2 separate regions of the Homo sapiens genome follow, and region 2 is linked to region 1. Evidence: chromatin contacts called from ENCODE Hi-C or POLR2A ChIA-PET data. All regions are on one chromosome and are shown on one strand. Each heading gives the region's core, a stretch centred on a gene start or an enhancer-like site at or near the end of the contact. The rest is flanking DNA. Distances are from core to core; before and after follow the strand shown.

Evidence for each region. A loop is a pair of places that touch in the nucleus more often than their neighbours do. ChIA-PET counts read pairs that join two places held with the same protein, here RNA polymerase II (POLR2A). Pooled maps may share reads with other maps.
Region 2: POLR2A ChIA-PET joins it to region 1 with 11 read pairs in RWPE1. The contact joins two enhancer-like sites. A Hi-C loop is called at or near these places in 2 of 50 pooled maps. POLR2A ChIA-PET finds 5 or more read pairs at or near these places in 5 of 52 experiments (H1, RWPE1, WTC11 and 2 more).

The regions. Positions count from the first base shown.
Region 1 is chr19:8,151,192-8,157,125 of GRCh38, reverse strand. No RefSeq gene overlaps it. Among named protein-coding and RNA genes, the nearest start is that of FBN3, 4.6 kb to the right of the region's middle. RefSeq lists silencers at 2,817-2,866, 2,987-3,036. Within about 2 kb of position 2,170, at least 9 of the 41 ENCODE cell types and tissues checked have a DNase peak (open chromatin) inside an H3K27ac peak, as active enhancers do.
Region 2 is chr19:8,365,797-8,371,730 of GRCh38, reverse strand. It overlaps ANGPTL4 (angiopoietin like 4), which reads right to left. Exons shown (of 7, transcript NM_139314.3): 2 at 5,667-5,777; 3 at 5,412-5,529; 4 at 2,399-2,512; 5 at 580-675; 6 at 209-490. Among named protein-coding and RNA genes, the nearest start is that of ANGPTL4, 4.6 kb to the right of the region's middle. Within about 2 kb of position 3,035, at least 22 of the 41 ENCODE cell types and tissues checked have a DNase peak (open chromatin) inside an H3K27ac peak, as active enhancers do.

The DNA.
Region 1 (5,934 bases), core at 921-3,420:
GAGATAGAGACCATCTTGGCCAACATGGTGAAACCCCGTCTCTATTAAAATACAAAAAAAAAAAAAAAAAATTGCCAGGTGTGGTGGCGTGTGCCTGTAGTCCCAGCTACTTGGGAGGCTGAGGCAGGGGAACTGCTTGAACAGGGGAGGCGGAAGTTGCAGTGAGCCGAGATCGCGCCACTGCACTGCAGCCTGGGTGACAGAGAGAAACTCTGTCACAAAAAAAAAAAAAAAAAAAAGTAAAATAAAATAAAGGGCCACCTAGTGTGTGATTCCATTTACGTGAAACGTCTAGGCCAGGCACGGTGGCTCATGCCTGTAATCCCAGCACTTTGGGAGGTCAAGGCAGATGGATCACTTGAGGCCAAGAGTTCAAGACCAGCCTGGCTAACATGATGAAATCCCGTTTCTACTAAAAATACCAAAAAAAAAAAAAATAGCCAGACGCGGTGCCGTGTGCACCTGTAATCCCTGCTACTCGGAAGGCTGAGGCAGGGAAACATTCGAACCTGGGAGGTGGAGGTTGCAGTAAGCCAAGATCATACTACCGCACTCCAGCCTGGGTGACAGAGGGAGACTTCATCTCAAAATAAAATAAAATAAAATAAAATAAAATAAAATAAAATAAAATAAATACGTGCAATGTCCGGAACAGGCAAATCCACAGAGAATAGAAAGTGGATTAGTGTTTGCCAGGGACTGGGGTATGGGGAATGGGGAGCAACTGCTAATGGGGACAGGATTTCATTCTGGGGTGATGAGTACGTTTTGGAACTAGATAGAGGGGGTGGCTGCACATACTGCGTGTACTGAACGCTACTGAATTGTACACTTGAACATAGTAAGTGCTATGTTGTGTGAAATTGATCTCAGTAAAAGAAAACAGTAAAAAGAAGATGGTAATTGAGAGGGATTGATTTAGTTTGCAAGAAAAAAATATATTTTTTTTACAAAGATGAGAAAAAGCAAATACAGAACAAGATACAAAGGTGCTAACATTTGTGTTTATTAGAAAGAGAAAGAGGCCAGGCACCGTGGCTCACGCCTGTAATCCCAGCACTTTGGGAGGCGGAGGCGGGCAGATCACATGGTCAGGAGTTCGAGACCAGCCTGGCCAATATGGTGAAACCCCGTCTCTACTAAAACTACAAAAATTAGGGTGTGGGGTGGGCGCCTGTACTCCCAGCTACTCAGGAGGCTGAGGCAGGAGAATCGCTTAAACTTGGGAGGTGGAGGTTGCAGTGAGCTGAGAGTGTACCACTGCACTCCAGCCTGGGCGACAGAGCGAGACTCTGTCTGAACAAAAAAAGAAAAAAAAAGAAAGAAAGAAAGAAAGAAAGAAAGAAAGAAAGAGAAAGAGGCCAGGTGTGACGGCTCATGCCTGTAATCTCAGCACTTTGGGAGGATGAGTTGGGAGGATCACTTGATCCCAGAGTTCGAGACCAGCCTGGGCAACATAGTGAGACTCTATCTCTAAAAAAAAAAATTTTTTTAAATTAGACAGGTAGTATGTGCCTGTAGTCCTAGCTACTCTGGAGGCTGAGGTGGGAGGATTGCTTAAGCCCAATTCGAGGCTGCAGTGAGCTGTTATCTTCCCCACTGCACTTTAGCCTGGGTGACAGAGGGAGACCCTGTTTTTTTGTTTGTTTGTTTGTTTTTAATTATTTTTACAAAGAGGAAATAGGGCAAATACAGAACAATGTATAAAGGTGCAAACATGTGTGTTTATTAGAAAGAGAAATAATATATTGTATATGGACCCTAGACAGGTCCCCCAGCTAGAACATCAAGGCAATGGGGTGAGGGTGTGGCTGGGGGCCCAAGGCCACGGGGAAGGTTCCAGCTTTGTGGCCTGGGTTCAGATTTGCCTGTATTCTTTCCTGGTGGTGGGGTCCCAGTGGGCGATGTGGTGGCTCTGTGCCTCAGTTTCCTCATCTGTGTAATGGGATGATATCAGAGCCTGTCTTCAGGGTCTCTTGTGAGGATCCAGCTTGATCTCTTCCTCAGAGCTTTCCTGGGTCCTCTGCGGCTTCCCTCCCCGCTCCAAGCCTCATTCCTGGGCACGTGGCCAAACTCCTGGCGTTGTATGCAATGCTTTGACTCCCAGCTGCTTCCTGTGCTTATACAAAGAGGGCTCTGTCCCCAAGCCACCCTGGCCTAGGCTGGCCCAGCGCACTCCACACACCATAGACTGCAGGCATCTCCCCGTCCCTCCTCCCATCTCCTTGTCCCCAGCCTTGACCCTGTGCTCCTGGGCACACCCTGCCCACTCCTGTCTCCATGCCTTCCTCGAGCTCATGCTAATGAACATCTGGGGTCTGCTGGCTCTGGGTGCACACAGTCAAGTCCCGCCTATGAGGGGGGGCTCCATGGCTGCTCAGAAAGTCAAACGGAGGGTGGGGCTGGCGTGACTCACAGTGACCTTAACGGGATGACAGTGGCAGCAGCGGGGGGGGACAGTTCTGGGGGACATTAATAGTGTGACAATGTGACAGCAACAGGTGACAACGTCACAGGAACTGGGAATGATGGGAAGGCAACAGGTGACAGCAACAGGTGACACTGTAATTTTAAAACCCACTAGGGGCCAGGTGCAGTGGCTCACACCTGTAATCCCAGCACTTTGGGAGGCCAAGGCGGACATATCATGAGGTCAGGAATTCGAGACCAGCCTGACCAACATGGTGAAACCCCATCTCTACTAAAAATACAAAAAAAAAAAAAAAAAAATAGCCGGGTGTGGTGGCACACGCCTGTAATCCCAGCTACTTAGGAGGCTGAGGCAGGAGAATTCCTTGAACCCAGGAGGAGGAGGTTGCAGTGAGCCAAGATCCCACCACTGCACTCCAGCCTGGGTGACAGAGCAAGACTGCATCTCGGGGCGGGGGCGGTCCGGGGAGGACAAAAACCAAAAAAAGAGAACATCCACTAGGGGTCAGGCGCGGTGGCTCACACTTGTAATCCCCACAGTTTGGGACCGAGGCAGGTGGATCACCTGAGGTCTGGAGTTCAAGACCAGACTGGCCAATGTGGTGAAACCCCATCTCTACTAAAAATACAAAATTAGCCAGACGTGGTGGCAGGCACCTGTAATCCCAGCTACTCAGGAGGCTAAAACAGGAGAATCACTTAAACTGGGAGGTGGAGGTTGCAGTGAGCCGAGATGGCACCACTGCACTCCAGCCTGGGAGACAGAGCAAGACTCCATCTAAAAAAAAAAAAAAAAAAAAAAAAAGGAAAAAGAAAAAGAAAAAAAAAAAACTAGATGGTGATGTGTGCCTGTAGTCCCAGCTACTTGGGAGGCTGAGGCAGGAGAATGGCTTGAACCTGGGAGGCGGTTGCAGTGAGCTGAGATTGCACCACTGCACTCCAGCCTGGGCGACAGAGCAAGATTCTGTCAAAAAAACAAAAACAAAAACTTTAAAACACCAGATCCCCATTGGAGCCCCCATGGACCTCATTTTACTGAGGGTGGGGGGAACTGGTGCCAGCATCTCGGATCACTGAGCAGCATCAGGGCTTAGGGTGCCAGATGGTAATGAATGGTGTCTTCCTGGGGCCCGATCTGCATGTGATGTGTGTGAATGTGGTTGGCTGCGGCACCACCACGCTTGGTCACTCTTTCTGCTGAGCCCGGTTGTTGCTGATGCCAGTGAATTGTGATGTTAAGAACCCTGACATTCTGGGTAATGGTATGACCATGAGCCGGGGACTGTGTCACAGCAGAAAGGTGAAGGTGTAAAGGTGACAGGAGACATGCATGTCCCAGGTAGCGGAGCAACCAGAAAAGAGCAGGGTGTCACATGGACAGGTGACAATGAGACAGGGTCATAGGGACAAGTGACTGTAGAATAGGAACATGGTGATGATGATGATATACATACATATTTAGAGACAGGTTCATGATCTGTTATCCAGGCTGGAGTCCAGTGGCAACATCATAGCTCACTGCAGCCTCAAACTCCTGGGTTCAAGCACTCCTCCCACCTCAGCCTCCCAAGTAGCTGGGACTACAGGTACATGCCACCATGCCCAGCTAATTTTTCTATTTTTTTGTAGAGATGGGGTCTTGCTATGTTGCCCAGGCTTGCCTTGAACTCTTGGCCTCAAAGGATCCTCCACCTTGGCTTCCCAAAGTGTTGACATTACAGGCGTGAGGCACAGCGCCTGGCTGATGATGCAGTTTTGACGGAGAGACCATGCATGTGTTTTGTACAGTCCTGGGTGGGGGGACTGTGATATGCGGTAGGATTTAAAGCCTAAATGTCCCTTCTTTTTTTTTTTTTGAGATGGAGTCTCGCTCTGTCGCCTAGGCTAGAGCGCAGTGGCGTGATCTTGGCTCATTGCAGCCTCTGCCTCCCAGGTTCAAGCGATTCTCCTGCCTCAGCCTCCCAAGTACCTGGAACTACAGGTGTGTGCCCCCGTGCCTGGCTAATTTTTTTATTTATTTTTATTTTATTTATTTTTTTTTTGAGATGGAGTCTCGCTCTGTCGCCCATACTGGAGTGCAGTGGCACCATCTCGGCTCACTGCAAGCTCTGCCTCCCGGGTTCACACCATTCTCCTGCCTCAGCCTCCCGAGTAGCTGGAACTGCAGGCGCCCACCACCATGCCCAGCTAATTTTTTGTATTTTTAGTAGAGACGGGGTTTCACCATGTTAGCCAGGATGGTTTTGATCTCCTGAGCTCGTGATCCGCCCGCCTCAGCCTCCCAAAGTGCTGGGATTACAGGTGTGACCCACCGCGCCCAGCAATTTTTTATATTTTTAGTAGAGATGGGGTTTCACTGTGTTAGCCAGGATGGTCTTGATCTCCTGACCTCGTGATATGCCCAACTCGGCCTCCCAAAGCGTTGGGATTACAGGCGTGAGCCACCATGCCCAGCCTAAATGTCCCTTCTTAACAGTGTGATGTAATAAGGGTACAGTGGGGGGTGACACTGTCTGTGATACCACATCAATAACTGGCAATAACATAACAGACCAGGGTGGCACCATGGGAAGTCTGAAACTACAGCACGCGGTGTGGACAGTAGCTTGGGTTGGGGGCTGTGAACAACCAATGCCCACTATCTGCCGTTTTCGAGCACTTCAGTTGCGGTGACTTCCAACAGCTCCACATCCTGGTCTTGCCACACCCTCCGGCTTCCTTCTCCCCTCTCTTCTGGAGGGCAGGTAGGGAGACTTCTAGGACTGAGTCGCTCCCTGGCCCACAGTTCTTCCAGGAAAGCCCTCCTCCAGACTTAGCCATGGCAACAGTGGCTGTGCAGTGTCCCTGGGATGGGACAATCTCTCCCCACCTTTTGCACCTATGCTGGGCTGCTTCTAGGGCACCCGGTGCTTGTCCCCGTGCCCATGTAAGATTCATTTGTTGCAGAACAAATCTGGGTGGACCTTGGCAGAGGAGCCTGGAAAGAGGTGTCCAAGGTGGCCGGGGAAACTGGTTTGTCCACAATAGCCCCTGGGCCCACCCTCCAACAGGAACCCCACCCCCCTGTCTCTGCTGGGCCACCTCCATCCTGGGGTTCCCTCCCCAGTCCACCCTCCCCATGCCCCAGCACCCCACCTGACCCTTCTCACAGGGTCCACGGGCCCCTCCCTTGGCCAGGATGACTGGATCTTGTCCCTGAAGTCGGCGTCTGTCCCATGCTCCCCGAGCCCAGCCCTGGGGCCCTCAATGCTCCCCGGACACAGTCTAAGACCTGGAAGTGGAGCCTTGGGAGAACCTCCCCTTTCTGTGAGTCCACCGTGTCTCCCCTCAGAGGTGGGGGGGGAGCCTGCTGAGGGCTCCTCGGTGCTTCTAGCCTCTTCTTATGTTTCCTGCTTTCCTCTTGCTCCCTCCCCTTCTCCTCTCTCCTAAAGTTCCAACCTCACTCCATCCAGGCATGTTTGTTCTAAGTTCTCTCCTTCTCCAGGCCTTTGCCTGTTCTGTTTC
Region 2 (5,934 bases), core at 1,786-4,285, 210 kb before region 1:
AAATAAAAGTAAAGACGGTCAAGACCCTTTTCAGGATGGGAAAACTGAGGCCAGATAGGCTAAGTTAGTGGCCCAATCACACACACGGCATGTAAGGAAGAGGTGGGGGCAGGAAACAGATGCAATGTGGGGTTGAAGGCAGGACAGAGCAGCAGAAAGATAAGGAGGGAAGCTGCTGGCTGGGTGTGGCATGGCAGGGCCTGCTCACCAGAGAGGCTCTTGGCGCAGTTCTTGTCCCTGCGGAGGTCGTGATCCTGGTCCCAAGTGGAGAAGGGTACGGAGAGGCCGCTGGGTGGGACGGTGGTGGCGCCCAGCTGGCCGGCCACGGGTGCAGTGAGCTGCAGGCTATAGGCCGTGTCCTCGCCACCCAGGTGCACGGAGAACTGCAGCAACTCGGCGTTGCCATCCCAGTCCCGCAGCTGCACGGCCAGGCGGCTGTTGCGGTCCCCCGTGATGCTATGCACCTTCTCCAGACCCAGCCAGAACTCGCCTGGAGTGGGAGAGGCCACTCCATGAGGCAGGGCCACTTCTGAGGGTCCCTCTTCCTCCCCTGCCTCTGTCCCCACTAGAAACACCTACCGTGGGGATCCCCAAACCCCGCCTTGTAGGCTTCCCAGGGCCGGTTGAAGTCCACTGAGCCATCGTGGCGCCTCTGAATTACTGTCCAGCCTCCATCTGCCCAGAAAGGTACAAGGTCACCAGGAAGTCCCTCTTCACAGACGACCCCACTCCCTCATCTGGCTGCCAAGCACCAAACCCCCTCCAAACCCAGGAAGACAGCAGCTCCCTCACTCATCCCTGGAGGACTCGAGGAGGGTGGGTCAGAGGGAGGAATATTATGGGCTGGCCTTGGGAAGATCTTTGTCCCAAGAACCCAGCAGGGACTGAGTGTGGGAGGGAGTAGGCAGTGGAAATCTGCAAAGCCTCTCTGGGCCAGCTGAACTGGGTAAAACCCCGTGTTGTAACCTCTTGTAATGGAAAGGACTTCTCAGTGGAAAAAAAAGCTTTCTTTTTTTTTTTTTTTTTTTTTAGAGATGGAGTCTCACTCTGTTGCCCAGGCTGGATCGCAGTGCCGCAATCTCAGCTCACTGCAACCTCTGCCTTCGGGGCTCAAGCGATTCTTGTGCTTCAGCCCCACAAGCAGCTGGAATCACAGGCACGCCCGGCTAATGTTTATGTTGGTAGAGATAGGGTTTCACCATGTTGGCCAGGCTGGTCTTGAACTTCTGACCTCAAGTGATTTGCCCGCCTCAGCCTCCCAAAGTGCTGGCATTTCAGGTGTAAGCCACCGTGCTCAGCCTTTGTTTTTTTTTAGAAACGAGGTTTTGTTGTGTTGCCCAGGTTGGAGTGCGGTGGCTATTCACAGGTGTGATCACGGCTCACGGCAGCCTTTAACTCCTGGGCTGAAGTGACCCTCCTGCCTTGGCCTCCCGAGTAGCTGGGACTACAGGCATGTGCCACCATGCCCAGCAAGGGCTGAATTTTATTTTATTTTATTTTATTTTCTCTTTTTTATTTTTTTGATGGGGGGACGGAGTCTCGCTCTGTCGCCCAGGCTGGAGTGCGGTGGCGTCATCTCAGCTCACTGCAACCTCTGCCTCCCAGGTTCAAGAGATTCTCCTGCCTCAGCCACCTGAGTAGCTGGGATTACAGGTGCACACCACCATGCCCGGCTAATTTTTGTATTTTTAGTAGAGACGGGGTTTCACCATGTTGGTCAGGCTGGTCTCGAACTCCTGACCTCGTGATCTGTCTGCCTCAACCTCCCAAAGTGCTGGGATTACAGGTGTGAGCCACTGCACTTGGCCTTTTTTTTTACTTTTACAAAATTTTTTGTAAAGATGAGCTCTCACTATGTTGTCCAGGCTGGTCTCGAACTTCTGGGCTCAAGTGATCCTCATGATAGGCCTCCCAAAGTGTCGGGATTACAGATATGAGCCACTACACCCAGACAAGGGCTGCATTTTAAAGAAAAGAGGCCAGGAGCAGTGGCTAATGCCTATAATCCCAGCATTTTGGGAGGCCAAAGTCGGCAAATCATTTGAGGTCAGGAGTTTGAGACCAGCCAGACCAACATGGTGAAACCCAGTCTCTACTAAAAATACAAAAATTAGCTGGGTGTGGTTGCTCGCACCTGTAGTCTCAGCTACTGGGGAGGCTGACGCTGGAGAATTGCTTGAACCCGGGAGGCGGAGGTTTCAGTGAGCTGAGATCGTGGCATTGCACTCCAGCTCCAAGAGCAAAACTCCATCTCAAAAAAAAAAAAAAAAAAAAAGACCAGCTTGGGCAACATAGCAAGACCCTGCCTTTAATTTTTTTGTTTTGTTTTGTTTTCAATTTAAAGAAAGACAACAGGGCCTATGGGGAGAGGGGCCCCTGGTGGACTAACACACCCTACCTGAGGTCATCTTGCAGTTCACCAAAAATGGCGGAGACCCCTGAGGCTGGATTTCAAATAGTCCACTCTGCCTCTCCCCAACCTGGAACAGCTCCTGGCAATCCCTGGGCAGCCCTGAAGGGAGATAAAGTGGAGACTTGAAACAGGAGGGCAGCCCCTGGGGGGGGTCTCAGGAGCCAGGCATATCTGGGGGCTTAACAGTGGATGACCAGGGAAGTAAAAGGCAAATCTTATCTCATGACCACCTCTCTGCCATCTGCCTAACCTCTTCCATGGCTCCCTATGTCCTTCCTCAGCATGGTCCACAAGGCACCTGGAGGACCAGCCCCCGTGCCCATCCTCCTCCTGCCATGCTGTACCCACACCCTCTCTGGCACACAGGCTTTCTTCCCACCCTTGTACCACACACCGTCCTGCCACAGGGACTTTGCACATGCTGTTCCCCCTGCCTGGGACTCTCTTTTTTTGTTTTGTTTTTTGATACGGAGTCTCGCTCTGTCGCCAGGCTGGAGTGCAGTGGCGCAATCTTGGCTCACTGCAACCTCCGCCTCCCAGGTTCAAGCAATTCTGCCGCAGCCTCCGGAGCAGCTGGGACTACAGGCATGTGCCACCACGCCCGACTAGTTTTTGCATTATTTGTAGAGACGGGGGTTTCACCATGTTGGCCAGACTGGTCTCGATCTCCTGACCTCGTGATCCGCCAGCCTTGGCCTCCCAAAGTGCTGGGATTACAGGTGTGAACCACTGCGCCCGGCGGGACTCTCTTTCCTCACTTCTCTCTCTGGGTCCCAGCTTCTGGAAGGACACCCTGCCTTGCCTCACCCCCAGACCAGGCCAGAACACCCCAAATGGGAATTGAGCAAGGACTTCCCACTCCTGGACACTGAGGTCATCTAATGGTCTCTCCTCTGACTCAATGGAGGCTCCATGAGGCTGGGGACAAGGAGCAGCTCTGCCCACAGCCTGGCACCAGCATCCACGCAGGCCCCAGCGCATAGCAGCTGCTCAATAAAGACTTGAGGAATGGGCCGGGCGCAGTGGTTCATGCCTGTAATCCAGCACTTTGGGAGGCGGGCGGATCGGTCAGGAGTTTGAGACCAGCCTGGTCAACATGGCCAAACCCCATCTCTAGTAAAACATACAAAGATTAGCTGGGTGTGATGGTGGACGCCAGTAATCCCAGCTCCTTAGGAGGCAGAGGCAGGAGAATCACTTGAACCCGGGAGGCAGAGGTTGCAGTCAGCTGAGGTTGAACCATTGCACTCCAACCTGGGTGACAGAGTGAGACTCTGTCTCAAAAAAAAAAAAGACTTGATAAATGAATAAAAATTAGCTGGGCGTGGTGGCGGTAGGCGCCTATAATCCCATCTACTTGAGAGGCTGAGGCAGGAGAATCACTTGAACCCAGTGGGAGGCAGAGGTTGCAGTGAGCTGAGATTGCGCCACTGCACTCCAGCCTGGACAACAGAGCGAGACTCCGTCTCAAAAAGCAAACAAAACAGTCTTGACAAATGAATGAATGAATGAATGAATGAGGCAGCAGGTCCAGAACGGGAAGAACTGTGCTGAGCAGGAGCATCTCAGAGGCTCTGCCTGGGGTCCCAGCTCCTAGAGGGAGAGGAGGCAGGGTTGAGGAAAGAAAGAGGGAGGGAGGAGGGGAGGATGGCGTTGAGCACGTCTGGAGGCTCAGACGCTCCAGACTGGGAGGAACCGCCCCCAGCCCAGCCGGAAAAGTAGGGGAAAGGTCGAAATGAGTCTGCACGGTGGGGGTGGGGGCGGGCCCAGAGTGACCAGGAAGACGCTTTCCGGCCCCTCAGGCATCTCCCCTTTCCCCTACTTTCCTCCCATCCAGTAAGGATGGGCACGCGGCCAAACCACCAGTGTGGCTTCCATGAATGCCAGCTGTTCGCCTTCCCAGCTCTGAACTTTCTCCTACTTGGCGGGCCTGAGCCAAGAGTCTGGGAGTCCCGAACCCACAGAACCCCTGCCCCCTTCCACCGCATTTCCCAGCCAGGACTTGTGCCTTCCCCCGTCACCCTCCAGAAGCCCCTCATCCTGGGATGGTGGCTTTGGGAGGGTGGACAGGACCCTGACCACGCTGAGATGCTAGCCTGGCGGGGTTGGGGGCGGGCAGCACGGAGGTGGGAAGGAGCGGGAGCTTGGGGAGGAGAGAACCCTCAGGTCTACAGTGCTGGAAGCCTGCCACTGACCCTAGGGTGTGAGAGGGGGATCCAAACTTTCACCCAGTTGGCTGTGGACAGCCACAGATGCAGGGAAGGATGAGGACCACAGAGAAACCGTGTGGGGCCGTGAACTTAGAGAACCGCGAGTCTGCATCGGACACACGTGGACATGCTGTGGTTCGAGATGAACGGAGATTTGGGAATAAAGCACCTACAACTTGTGGTGGCAGCAAAAGCCCACTTTCTGCGGTGGGGAGGGGGCCGGCGGGGGCGGGGAGGGAGGAGGAGAACAAGAGAGGAAGGAGGAAGAGGGGTCAGGGACCTGGAGCATTGGATTTGTAAGATACAAGAGTGTTTCTGGTCTGGGAGCTGGGGGTTCCCAGCCCTAATTCCCACATACCCCAAGACATTGTGGAGGGCCCAAATCTACAAACACTACTACCTGGCACCCCCTCCTCCATGACACCCTCCCCTAGAAGGTTCTAACCTTCAGGATGGCACCCCGAACCCCATTTCTACCTTCTCCAGCACCCCTGCAGCTCAAGTCCCTCAAGACCTCTTTCTCCACCTCTGTTCCAATCAGTGATCAGCAGGGCTTCAGGGACAGCCCACTGGCTTGCAGAGGAGAAGGGTTGGGTGGCCTGGCTGGGCCAGGTCAGGGCTGAGGAAGGAGGTGCTCCCATCAGCTTTGACCCAGAGACTGGTGAGCCCTCAGGGACTCCAGGCCAGGACATCTTCTCCTTAAGGTGGACCTGACAAGGAGAGGACCAGCAATGGCAAGTGGCGGGGTAGGGGTGGCCACCGGAGAGCATCGAGGGGCAGACACTCACGGTGCAGGCGGCTGACATTGTGAGCCGGGTCAACTGGCTGGGCCATCTCGGGCAGCCTCTTTCTTCGGGCAGGCTTGGCCACCTCATGGTCTAGGTGCTTGTGGTCCAGGAGGCCAAACTAGGATGGGACGGGAGGAGGGTGTCAGGTCCTGCCTGGCCCCACGTCCCCAGCCACACGTCCAGTTCTCACCACCTCCCTCTCAACCTGGGGTCCAGCTATCAGAGGGACCTTTTCTCCCTTGATCCTAGGGTTACCTGGCTTTGCAGATGCTGAATTCGCAGGTGCTGCTTCTCCAGGTGCCGCTGCTGCTGGGCCACCTTGTGGAAGAGTTGCTGGATCCTGCTGTTCTGAGCCTTGAGTTGTGTCTGGGGAGGGGTGAAAACCTTGGTGAGGACCCAGCTTGCCTACCCCAACCTCTTAATTCATCCACTCATCCATCCTTCCAAATCTCCATCCGCTGAGGCCAGGCAAGGGAGTCTTTCTTTTTTCTTTTTTTTCCCAATGACGGGGTCTCGTTCTCTC